Linked DNA regions of Homo sapiens: region 1 is linked to region 2. The links are chromatin contacts, found by Hi-C or POLR2A ChIA-PET in ENCODE. All regions are on one chromosome and are shown on one strand. The core of a region is the stretch at or near the end of the contact, and the rest is flanking DNA. Distances in the headings are between cores, read along the strand shown.

Region 1 (6,349 bases), core at 2,011-4,510, 66 kb after region 2:
TTTCTGTCCTTCAACAACTGTCTTATTTTGCCATTTTATTGATATATAAAGTATTATGCTACTACCTTCATTGTTTTTTCAGGATGATCATTATCCAATATTTATATTCCCCAGATTTTAAATTGTTAAAAATTTGCCTCAGCTCCAGATTGGCTTGGGGAATGTTTTACAGTGGAGCAAATGAAAACAAGGGCTTAAAAACATAGTGAGTAAAGGGCCGGGTGTGGTGGCTCACGCCTGTAATCCCAGCACTTTGGGAGGCCGAGGCGGGTGGATCACGAGGTCAGGAGATCGGGACCATCCTGGCTAACACAGTGAAACCCCGACTCTACTAAAAATACAAAAAATTAGCCGGGCGCGGTGGCAGGCCCTGTAGTCCCAGCTACATGGGAGGCTGAGGCAGGAGAATGGCGTGAACCAGGGAGGCGGAGCTTGCAGTGAGCCAAGATCATGCCACTGCACTCCAGCCTGGGCGACAGAGCGAGACTCTGTCTCAAAAAAAAAAAAAACATAGTGAGTAAAAAAGACATGATCAGGTGGGTGATCATCCAAATTTTCTAGAGAGTTTTTAGTAACTCTGATTCTTGGGTTCTGCCACTATACTTTTAAATGGGGGCGAGGGCAGGGAGGAGAGACAGTATACAGAAATCTATTTTATGAGCCCAAATGACAAGGGCTTCAAAGCACAGTGAGTCAAAAAAAACAGTGAGTCAAAAAGACACTAGATTCAACACTTCACCTTGCCAGGCTCCAGGCTGACATACGCTCAGCAGCTGTACTTGAACACAGCTTCCACAAAATCCTTCGGAGGTCCTCATTCTTTAAATGCCCAGGATACGTTTTTAAGAGAAGTAATTTGTATGCACACATACATGCACTCACATGTATTTTACTTGGGCCTTCATACTCTACTGATTTTCTAGAGACTCCATCTTATAACTTGGGATGATTACCATGAAGTGATGAAAACCACAAATCTCATCAGTAAAGGGATGCTGGCATGCAGGCAGACACTAGATTCAACACATCACCTTGCCAGACTCTAGGCAGACATCAGGTCAGCAGCTATATTTGAACACAGCTTCTCCAAAATCCTTCCTGGGACCTCACTCTTTCGGCTGAGAAAGTCTAGTCATGCCACCTATTTTTAAATGGAAGTTTTCGGGAATTTTATGCAGAACAAATTACTGAAAGCTACTCATAGAGATGACATAAAACTTCTAAAAGAAAAATGTAAAAAAACCATGATTTAATGCTTCTGAAAATACTTAAGACAATTTCAAAACCTTTCCTAAGATTTAAACCTAAAAAAAAATCTGAAATAGCCAAGGGGAAAATATATGTACACTCGTACAAAGATACACACACAAAGATACATACACAGATACACACTGCAACACTATAGTAGCTACAAAAGAGTCAAAATTCTTTTAATAGGGGCCTAGTTAAATATATTATGGTATACCCATATGGCTATTAGAAAGAATGAGGTAGATTTGTTTGGACACGGAAAGATGTCTGTGATACATTTTTAAGAGACATAATTCGTATGTACGCATATCACACACATTCATGCTGCTCACATCTATTTTACAAATTAGATTGTTACTAAAAATTTTTAATACAAATTATGCACTTTTATTTACAAGTAAGTTGTCCACTTCCAGAAAGTATAAAAAATATGAAAAGTAACCAAAAGATTAGTAACCATGCTAACAGCAGAGAGCCACTTGACAATTTCTGTAAGAAATCTACTTCCCTGAAGACTGTTTACACTACTGGAAAAATTGATCAAAGAGGAACATAAGGGTTAATGTATAAAGTAACTTTTTTAAAAACTAGGGGAAAATCTTTATTTCAAAATAATCATGTTACATTCTGAACAGTATCTGGATGAGTATTTGGGAGAATACAAAACACAGGACAGGGTCTGGCATTTCAAAAATTTTCATGAACCACTTCTATTTAAACTAATATGCTAACAGGCATAATGCTCTACATTATATTTTCATGAATTCTCAATGTTATTTAGCTTTCAAGGGAGGCTCCCTGAAATTAGATCTATGCCAATGAGAATTTTTCTAAAGCAAAATAAGGAAAATTTTTACCCATCAGAAAGCTGAAAGATGTGGAGAAAAAAAAAAAGTTGGCATACACCTTGCATAATCACAATAAGCCAAAAAAGTTTGTATTTCACACAAGGGTAGTGGGAGAAATACATTGATGAGATGATACAATGGAAGGAGACTGGACCATAGCTTTTTGCTGTCTCACAAATGCAGTTGGAACCAAAGATTGTTACAGCGGGAAAGAACTGTGGATAAATTCTCATGTGAGGACACAGACACCTAAGCAGGGCTAGGACATTCAGAGCACCTCTTTACTTCTTGCACATGATTCTTTCCATGACACCTAGTGCCCTTCTCCATCTAGAGCTACCTCTATATGTCCACGTTCCTTCTCTCTAAGCTCATGATAGACCTCAGGAGAAAGTCAGGTAGGCCTGCTGCTTTTGGCTTTATTATAATGTAACTAGTACATGGACTATTTGGCTATTGTGGGATTCTCCTCATGTTATCAGGGTTCCAGCTTGCATAATCACCTCCTTGGCAACAGAATTTATTGGCATATTTGTTGTCCTTCTTAGTGCAGTGGTTCTAAATGTAGGTGATCATCCAAAATTTTTAGGGACTTTCAAAAACTCAGACTCTTGGGTTCTGACCCTGTAACTCTTAAATGGGGGTAAGAGCAGGGAGGGAAGATGATGTACAGAAATCCGTATTTTTCTTACTGCATTCCAGGTGTAGCTGTGTACCACTAGTTTTTAATACTACTTTTGACTGATTCACCATCTGTGACTTAAGGGTATCAGGGTTTGGATAAGGTGCGGTGGAGGACTGGAGATTTAGAATGAATGATGGAGGAGGGAGGAAAAACAAGGCAGCTACTGCTCTATGGGAGAGACAGATAGGACTGGTTTCCTGTGTATGTGAAGTAGGTGCTGTGATCTCGGTTACACTGGGAAGGCTCTTTTGTCTCAAAGTATCTCTCATCAGCTTTTTATTAATGCCTGAAATTCCATCCTTATGATTTCATTCCTTCAAGTTATGTCATTTGTTAAATAGAAATACCCCTTACTCCTCAGTATTCCACTGTAACCTTTCCCTAATGAAGCATAAATTCATTCACTTCTTTTTAACAATCCACTAAAACAAAGCAGGTTTAGGAGGGCACTGTATTCCTTGATTTGGCAGACAGGAAGGGGATGCCATTCCCCTCCCCCCACACAAAAAAAGGCCATGACTCAATATGATGGCTTTTGCAACTTGCCTCAGGCTAGCCTTAGGGCATTACCTATGGAGCTGCTGCATGCCAGGATGATACTTGACCCAGAGGAGATGTGAATTTGCATAAGGAAGAATCATCTGATGATGCTCTGGGCTATACCTTCGCCCACACTAGCTCTACCATTCTCTGACCTCCTGGTATATTCTTCAGCACCTGCTACAGTTAATTGTTTCTTAATTATTTCATGTGTCTGCATCATGTCTCTCTAGCCAGATACAGGCTCCTTTGAGGTCAGAAAAAACACATGATTTATCTTTCCTCCCTATGAGCACGCAGTGCAGCGCTGAAAAGGTACAAGGTCCTTAGTAAGACCTTCACTGATACACCCTATCAGCAGGCAATATAGGGAGAAACATTTTTATGGCTATCTCTTTATGATCCTCTCATTTCTGAACACTGAACTCGACCTGCCTCTTAAGTTTCTCTTCTCTCCAAGTAACTGTCTTTCCCAAATTAAGAGTCTTTCTTTACTAGTCCATTTTTGTAGGTTTTGCAAAAATGTATTGATATGAAATTAGCATTAATCATTTGGGAAAATATCCTTGGATCCCAAATATGTCTGAGGGAGCTGAAGTTTCCGTTGATTTATGGTTGAAAGTAGTCTTTGTAAAGGATGAAATTGGGGGCCAGGTGCAGTGGCTCACACTTGTAATCCCAGCATTTTGGAAGGCTGAGACCAGAGCATCAACTGAGGCCAGGAATGTGAGACCAGCCTGGGCAACAGAGCACTACCCTGTCTCTACAAAAGATTTAAAAAATTAGCCAAGGATGGTGGTGCACACCTATAGTCCAAGCTACTTGGGAGGCTGAGGTGGGAGGATTGCTTGAGCCCAGGAGTTCAAGGCTGCAGTGATCCAAGTTTGCCCCATTGCACTCCAGCCTGGGTAACAGAGTGAGACCCTGTCTCTTAAAAAAATAAATAATACAAAATGAATTGGGAAATGTCAATCAAAACAGCGAAGACTGCAATCCATAAAGGCTGGCAGTTCAACTTAAAAACAAAAAAAACTAAGGGCTTCTATGCCAAATGCCTTTACTCTCTACACTAAATTTCACCCTTAATAAAAAATTACACCCAAATGTTACCTTCTTTTCTTCTAAGAAAAGAAGCTTACATGAAAGGTAGCTATGGTGCGGAAAAATTCAGACTTGCTTGTGTTCACAAATAGATAATGCCAGAGGTGGTGGTCTCAGTTTCCAGTTCTTTGAGAACACTTACCTGGTACCTCTCCTAAAAGAGGCATTAACTCTAGTCAACATCTCTGACTGTCTGAATTCTGAGATATCTGGCCCTTTGTATAAATTAAATTAATCTAGTTTTACTGTGTGTGTGTTTCATCTTTTCTATTACTACTAGTTGGATGAATTTAGGTGTTTAGTCCTCATCCAATATGACAACTATGTTTAACACAAGAAATTTATGTGATTTTATTTCTATATGGCCCTTTTAATTTTTTAAAAGCAGTCATCTTTCAATTGTTAATGTGGAATGATACTGTTCTTTTTCCTATCTTATGTAAAACCTGATTTATAGGAGTGATAATTGCCACATATAGTATTAAGGCACCCAGTGTGTATAGGATGGACTACAATTCTTTAAAAAAAAAATCTAGACTGGGACTGTGTCTAATGTTACACCTCTCAACCCATGAATCACAGGGAATCCTACCCCAAGGAGACTTTTGGATTTGTATCTCTTAACTCTGAGCCTCAACCATTCTTTTCTTACAGGAAAATACCCCCAGTGAGTGGTCACTTTATTGGGGCCACAATTAGTCAAATATTTCTCTTCCTTTCCCTAACACACTTTCTCTTCCTTTTTAATTCAAGGAAGACACTGAGTCTTACACCTTGAATGGAGTGTGGGAGCCAGGTTTGCAATAATAAAAGCAGTTACATAAGTGCTTTGCATTTACCTAGCCCTTTCTTTAAAATACATAAAGAATCTGAGGTTCAGGTGAATCAATCATTACTGAATGCCTATCAGGAAGATTAACTTCTGCAGGATTGCAGAAATAAGTGATGGAGCTGGAATCTGAACCTTTGTTAGTCTCTAAATTCCAAGATTTTATCCTTCTGTCACAATGATTCTGCCTTTCCACCAGAGGCAAGGTTCATGAACAATTCGGATATCACAGAAGGATCAGAATTTTAAATACACCTGATTCCTACAACTACTGTGACAAATCGCAAAAAAATAAAAATAAAAAAACACCTCTCCCTACAGTCACACTCCTTTGCAGTGTAATTGCAGCTCCTCCACCCACTTGAATCTAGACTAGCCCCGTGATTTGCTTTGACCAATAGAATGTGGTAGAAATATAGTTGTTCCAAGCCTAGGTCTTAAAGAGTTTTGCATGGTTCTGCTGGTTCTTTTGTAACTCTAATGCTACTGTGTGAAAAAGTTAAGGGCAGCCTACTTTCACCATTCATTGCTACAGCCAACCAGCCAACTGACAGCAGATACGCTGAATGTGCCCAGCTGAGATAAGTTCAGCTTGGCCAGATCAGCAGAACTGCCCACCTCATTTGTAGACTCATGAAGAATAATAAATGGTTGTTATTTTAAAGCCACTAAATTTTAAAAGCAGTCAGCTCTAAACTGTTAATATGGAAGGATACTATTCTTCTTGGAAAGATACTGTTCTTTTTCCTATCTTATGTAATATCTCATTTACAGGAGTGATAATTGCCAAATCTAAGTGGGAAGGCACCCAGTATGTTTGTTATAGAGCAAATACTAACAGATACAACAAACATAGCTACTTTGAGCAAGCAGAGAAAACAAAAGATTGCTTATAAAGCTTATAAAAGAGGGCCCCGATATGCAAAAGCTTGATATTAAGACAAATATTTAACAAATCCTTAATTATTTGACTTAAATTTGCAAAGTAAGACTGAAAAATAAGACCTGATCCATTCAAGAATTTGCTAGGTGCTTTGGTGTAATAAATCTACTTATAAACATCAGTAATTGTGTATTTGAAAATCTACATTAAGA
Region 2 (7,040 bases), core at 60-2,559:
CTACATTGCCATTATGAGGTCGAGAGGTCAAAAACAACAAAAAGAGTCTCCCTTTTTCTGTTCAACAAACTGAAAACAGTGCAATAAAAAACCTTATTGCAGTATTCACATATAAAAAAAGTACACAAATCAGTGAACCATTTAATAAATTTTTACAAACCAAGAACCTTTATGTAATCAGCTCTCAGATCAAGAAACAGAACAGTACCCCAACAGGCCCCCTTTCTGCCCAATTCCAGCCAGTACCCACCAAGGGTAACTACTTTTTTGATAAACTGTGTTTTACACAGTTTGATAGATTATGTTTTTTTATTTTTATTTTTTTGAGATGGAGTCTCGCTCTGTCGCCCAGGCTGGGAGTGTAGTAGTGTAGTGGCATGACCTCACTGCAACCTCTGCCTCCCAGGTTCAAGCAATTCTCCTGGCTCAGACTCCCGAGTAGCTGGGATTACAGGTGCACGCCACCACGCCTGGCTAATTTTTATATTTTTAGTAGAGACAGGGTTTCACCATGTTGGCTAGGATTGTCTCGATCTCAGGACCTCGTGATCCACCCGCCTCGGCCTCCCGATGTGCTGGGATTACAGGCATGAGCCACCACGCCCAGCCAATAGATTGTGTTTTAAACAAATAATAGTTTGGGGTAGATGGTTAACTGTATCAGGTTCAATTCTTTGTAAAGAATAGGCCACAAAATTGACCACTAGACTATAATTCACCTTTGTTCAGAGCTGCTCTCCAATGCCAAATATCTGTACCAGCTGTTTCAATTTCTTTTTGTACTCTATAAATATCCTAGCTTCTTTACTTGGACAGAAAATGGAAGCACTAACCCAATTCTATCCCCTATAAATCAAAAGTACGATCAACAGATACATCTATTGATGAAGTGGTTATAATACAAAAAAGTTATACCCTATAAGGAATCTCTAAATCACTGTCCTACAGTTACTGGAAGAAAAAAAGAAAAAAAATCACCCACTGCTAAAAATGAAAAATTCCAAAGTTTTGTTTATATCCAACTGAAATGTCAGGATGTGCACATTACGCCAATCTTGATTTCTTTATCCCAGGTATGTCTTGTGCACAGCTAAGACTCTGAGCTATAGGATCAGAGGCAATGTACCTTCATAAGTTAAAAATAGCCCTTTGTGGTTATTAGCATGAAGTTGGACAAGTCTATCTATCTGTTCCTTATCTATAAAATGAGGAGTTTTAACTAGTATTCACTATTTCATAACACATGGCCACGTACAACTAATAGTCATTTCCTGTCAATCCATTCATTCATTCCTTGACTCATTTATTTATTTATTTTTAGACAAGTTCTTGCTACGTTGCCTAGGCTGGAGTACAGTGGTGTGTCATAGCTCTTTGCAGCCTGAATCTCCTGCTTTAGCTTCCTGAGTAGCTGAGACTACAGGTGCGATGCCTGGATAACGTTTTTTTTTTTTTTTTTTTTCCTGTAGAGACGGGGTCTCGTTATGTTGCTCAGGCTGGTCTCAAACTCCAGGCCTCAAGCAATCCTCCCATCTTGGCCTCCCAAATTGCTGGGATAATAGGTGTGAGCCACAGTGCACAGCCCATTTTCCTTGAGCCACAGTGCCCAGCCCATTTTCCTGTCAACCCTTCTGATAAGACAATGAGATATCTTATTTTGGAGTTCCTGTGTCTTCTACTACTTGGTAAATTCCCTTTCTAACTAATAGAAAGATGAGTCTTCAAGTCAGCTGAAATTTTGTGACTTTGTTTTGTTTATATGGTATTCATTTTTGTGGTTAAAGTCTATTTTTGGCAAATAATTCTGGTTTTCTATTTATGGTGGGTGTGGTAGCCAGCCTCCCAAGATGGCCCCCAGTGATCTCTGCCTCCTTGAATGCATGGTCTTGTGCAGTCCCTTTCCGTCCTTTACCAAGATTGGTCTGTGTGGCCAATAAAATATGGCAGAAGTGATGGCATGTTACATGTGAAATCAGATAATAAAAGACAATAGTTCTGCTGCATTGATCACATACTCTCTTGGATCATTTGTTATGGGGGATGTAAATTATAATGCTACTCACGTTACTCCACAGAGACCACAAGGATGCCAGCTTTGGCTAGTGTAGTAGTCCCACCTATTGATTAGAGTCAAAAGTAAAGCCCACCCCTGCCTAGTGTAAAGCTCTGAATAAAGTGCAACAACTTGCTGATACCCATATTATACTATGCCAATTTTGAGGGATAATCTATAATTCTAGCAGGTATTAAGAATGGAGTGCTAAGTGTAAGATATTTTCAATTCACAATGGGTTTATCTGGAGGCAACCCCATTGTAAGTCGAGGAGCCATACTGAATGCGTATCACTTTCCCACCATCATAAAAGTTGAAAAATCGTTAAGTCAGGGACTGTCCGTATTATTATTATCACTGCATTTATATCGTGGAAATACTTAAGCAGTTAAGAAAGTGAGGAGTAAAGTGAGGACACGAAGACGCTTCTGTCTTCTGCGTATGTGTTAAGTAACATCCACTTTATTAGGAGCAATGCACAAAGCAGGGCTGGGCTTTACTTTTGACTCTAATCAATAGGTGGGACTACTACACTGGCCAAAGCTGCCATCCTTGTAATCTTTGTGGTGTAATATGAGTAATTTTATAATTTGCTAATGTATTAAAAAGTAAAACAAAAGAAAATGACTCATCTAACTCTCATGGATATGCAAACACAACATGAGACAAATAATAATAATCCTCATACAGTGAATGAATAATTGTTTCTTTAAAAAATTAATATAATCAGAGCTTTAGGCCAAGCTACTTTCAAACTGCTTTAGAAATAACTAAATTATATGACAATTTTTTTCCTAGAGGAGTCACTGGTAGTATTAGGACATTTTAGACTCTCTTCTAATAAATTTGCTATGGAATGAATTTCTCATTCTTTAGGGAGATAATGCTGTTGCCCTGTCAGCAGTCTGAATCCATAACAAAGTAAGATTTGTGTTAATACAACATTTATATAGTGAAATCAGTTTCTCTAAAATACCTTTCCTGACCTCCTCAGGCCGAGTTTCTCTCTCCCTCATCTATATTATAATCTCTGTACCTTGTCATTGTTAACTCATCTTTCACTTCAGTGGAGTGTGACTTCCCAGAGGGTAAGGATCAGGTCTTATTGGTATTTATACCACTTAGCACAGTGCCCTGGCTTAATAGAAAAAAAAAATGAATAAGAAATGAAATGAATATCTTTTTTTTTTCCTGTCACAGTTCTCACTGTGACTCATTTTTGCCAGGCCAGTAAAGTTGGTGACTTTGAAACCTATTAGCTTATGGAAGTTAAAGCCCATGTTTCTAATACAATGAACATTATGTTATGCCCAAACTTAACACCATCATTTCATATGATAGCACTTTCTTATAGTGTTACCTTATGCTCCCTGACCAAACTCCCAGACATCAACTTGTACTTTTCTATTTTATTCTAGATCTTTTTGTATTGTTGTTTTAAATACTTTCCTGCCCATTAGAGGACCTAGGAGCCACCCTCCTCTCCCCTCTTAACTGATATTTAGCCTTTCATGGGCTTTGCATATAATGGAAATTTCAAAATCCACCCTGAGAAATGAAAACCAAGTAGAGGAAAAATAAACTCTTCAAAACACACACTACCTTCCACTGCTCTTTTGAAGAAAACTTTACAGCTTCCACAAGTTAAGACTCCATAATGACATCCTGAAGCTTCATCAGAGCACACCAGGCAGAGTTTGGGAGGTGGTCCTGTTGTTGCTGTTGAGGAGCTGGATGGAGGAGAGCTTACATCTGGTCTCATGCTGGGGCTAAAGAAGGGGAAGAACAGTGTTATGATTTAACTGTCAAAGGAATATCAAAATACAGTTCTCTTAGCTTCTCACTTCATAGTCAGAATGCTCACAGTGAACTCTGGCTTCAAGTGCTAGCAGGCACTAAAATATCCTAGCTAAATATATTCAAATCATGTTATATTCTTCTTTAAACAAAATTAAGAATGAGGTCATTTCTTTTGAAGTGTCTCCAAAATAGAATGGTGTGGTTCTGGTTCACTTCTTCTTCTTTTTTTTTTTTTTTTTAGATGCTTAGGATTTATTTTTATAATCACGTTTATTAAGGTGTCACATACAGTAACATTTACTGTTTTCTAAGTCTATAATTTATGGTTTTTGTTAAATGAATATTCATGTAACTACTATCACAATCAGGAGAGAGGATATTTCCATCATCCCAAAAAGATGCCTCCTATGCCTTTAATTGCTTAGGCCATAATTTTTTTCCTAATTTTAAGATCTTATACAGGCATCTTTTAAAATTCAATCAAGTGTCATTACAATTCTACCCATGTTTCCTACTAGAGTCAAAATTTTTTTACAATCTTAAAGTTTTTGTCCCATGTCTCTAATTCCTAATGTCATCTTGGCTGAAACCACAATTTCATATGACTCAGAGAAGACTGATCCAGAAACATTTTCTATAACCTTCCTGTCTGGCTTGCAGTAAGATTGGACAAAGCACTAGGCTTTCAAAAGTGAGTTCCATTCTGCCCACTCCACTCTATGACTGTTTGGCTTGAAGAAGAAGACAGAAATGTGAATCTGCTTCTCTTACTAGGTCTCTAACATTTTTCATAGTCTCACCACAAAGAGTGCAGGTCTAGTGATTATTAGCTGTTTAAAAGATAATTTGTTGTTTTAAAAATTTTCAATCTCAAAAAAAATTGGAAAGAATTGTACAATGGATATATACTTTTCACCAATATTCACCAAGTCTTAACATTTTGCCACATTTAATGATAAAGATATATTTTTATAAACCAATGAAACAGTGATCTTTCTATTACTGGAGGAAAAATTAATTATTGCATTTCATATTACATGACACAATGGTTTTCAATGTTGTATTTTCCTAAGGAATTTTCCTCTTACGTGCTGACTTTAGAACCAAAACTGTATTATGCAGCTAAAATGATTTTGTAGCCTTCTGCTTGTAATTAGAGACTGCCCATTCCATTTTTGGTTGTGTTCTTAAGCAAATCTTCAAAAACATGGATGCTGGCAACCTGTTGATTCTGGAATTCTACATATTAAAGTCCGTTTTGCTTATCATCTATACAAGTTCATAAATATACTAGTACCTCTCTCTAAACTTTTCTTAATTTGCCTTTTCTCTAAAAAAGATGGAACTTAGAAATAAACTTAAATTGGGTGTTCGTTGTCTCTGTTATTCTTTATTATCTCTTGCTTTTATTTATTTCAGCCAATAACAGTAGTAAGTCTCAATTACAAATATGTTTAAACTAATTCACAGAGCAAAGTAACTTAAAATTTTTTTCTAGTTATCAATCTGGTTAGAAATTACATTTATCAAGTAATGTAGTTTGTTGCTAATGTTCCGTTTAGGAATAAAAGTTAAAAGGTAATAATAATGGAATGACAATTTCTTTTATAAATGTTACCTTAAGTAATTAAGCCAGTAAATCCAAACGATCGCCCTAAATTCTATCTTCAAATGAAGCTTCCTGAATCTTGCCAACTGCCTGCTTACCTAACAGGCTTAGTCAATAGGACAGCATTCCCACCACCCTAATTCTGGGAAAAGGCCCCAGGGTTTCACATTGTTCTCTGAACACTGTTAAGAAGAATTTGTAGATGCTTCCGTATTACAAGGCATTCATTCCCTGCTAGATTTGGGCGAGTGGACTGACTACACGTCGAAAGCCTGTAACAGAATAACCTGAAATGACTCTGCTGTAGGTCCGGCACAGGCCACCCCTGATTAATGGAAACTTGTGACTAATGTAGAGGAGCTGCTTTGGGCCAGAGTTTTCCAGAGAAGTAGGAAGGTCCTGGAACAGTGAATGGTGCGACAATGTGTTGGGGAAGCAAAAACTCCTCTGGCTTCTATTCTGAAGATACTCCTATTCTTGCTCAGCCAGTCTCTGTCACCTGACATCTATTTTTAGGGACCAAACAGTTGTTTGTATATTAGTTTACAGAAAACGAGTGCATTGTTTAAAGGTTAGGACAGTATTCTGTAATGTTTACCCCATTAATTATATATACACACATATGCATATATAGTATGTATTTATATTTTAAATAATAGTTTGTAGTACTTCGTAGTTTTAGCTCTCAATAACCCTGTGAAAATGACATCATCACCCCTGGATGCGGTCATACGGGCCGTGGCAGGTGGTTCATCAGGGAGCCTATCTACGGTGAAGCTGACATATTTTAGATCCCAGCTGTACCACTTCACAGCTTCTGTTACCTTGGGTAGGTATCTACTACTTTGACCCCTGAGTTTCCTCATCAGTAAACTGGGAAGGATATCACCTGTGTGTGTGTTGTGAAAATAAGGTAACACATAGAAAATCTACTACAAGTTCCTGCTTCTAGCAGGCACTCAATACATGTTCCTTTTTCTTTTTCAGGAACACTGAAGATTTTATGAGTAAGTATTATATAAATGGAAGGTAGTATTAAGTCTAAATCCTAGGACCGTATTCCCAAATTCTTAGATATTACAATGTATGCAAAACATGTTCAGGCCACTCAACTGTAAGCTACAGATGACAAGGGAAAGTAAAAATGAACAAATGGATTGATAGTACAGTAGCTGAAAATTTGGAACCTCAATCAGGCTTTTGGCATCCCTTCAGGCAGTCGTTCTGGGCTACATCAGATAAGAACTGAGTACATGGAAAGCTGCCAGATGTACCATAGACATCGGTGAAAAAAGCCAATTTTTGTCATACAAATAGGAGGAGTAAGATAGCCTATAATGAACACCATTGGAAAAAATGGATGAATGCTAAATGGTATTCAGTTGCAAGTTTGATATTGTTAAAAGGGCTAGGGTACAACAAAATGGTTAGAACTCAAGAGAAAACCATATGGAATTGACATCTTTTATTAAGGATACATGGCAGAAGGAACCAAAAGTATACCATAGTAAGAGTGCATATTTCACCCCCTTTGAATGGGAAAGCTAAAATATCCTGGTCTTAAGGGCATCATTATCT

The links. Hi-C counts contacts between places; a loop is a spot of excess contacts on that map. ChIA-PET counts read pairs that join two places held with the same protein, here RNA polymerase II (POLR2A).
Region 1: a loop to region 2 is called in a map of psoas muscle, with 1.8 times the contacts of the local background. The contact joins two enhancer-like sites. A Hi-C loop is called at or near these places in 4 of 168 maps with a recorded cell type or tissue (CD8-positive, alpha-beta T cell, body of pancreas, heart left ventricle and 1 more). POLR2A ChIA-PET finds 5 or more read pairs at or near these places in 5 of 52 experiments (BJ, CD4-positive, alpha-beta memory T cell, MCF 10A and 2 more).

What each region holds. Positions count from the first base shown.
Region 1 is chr5:143,373,996-143,380,344 of GRCh38, forward strand. All of the region lies in intron 2 of NR3C1 (nuclear receptor subfamily 3 group C member 1), which reads right to left. Among named protein-coding and RNA genes, the nearest start is that of NR3C1, 27 kb to the right of the region's middle. Within about 2 kb of position 3,261, at least 3 of the 41 ENCODE cell types and tissues checked have a DNase peak (open chromatin) inside an H3K27ac peak, as active enhancers do.
Region 2 is chr5:143,310,347-143,317,386 of GRCh38, forward strand. NR3C1 (nuclear receptor subfamily 3 group C member 1) reads right to left here. Exons shown (of 9, transcript NM_000176.3): 3 at 3,656-3,822. Among named protein-coding and RNA genes, the nearest start is that of NR3C1, 90 kb to the right of the region's middle. Within about 2 kb of position 1,310, at least 5 of the 41 ENCODE cell types and tissues checked have a DNase peak (open chromatin) inside an H3K27ac peak, as active enhancers do.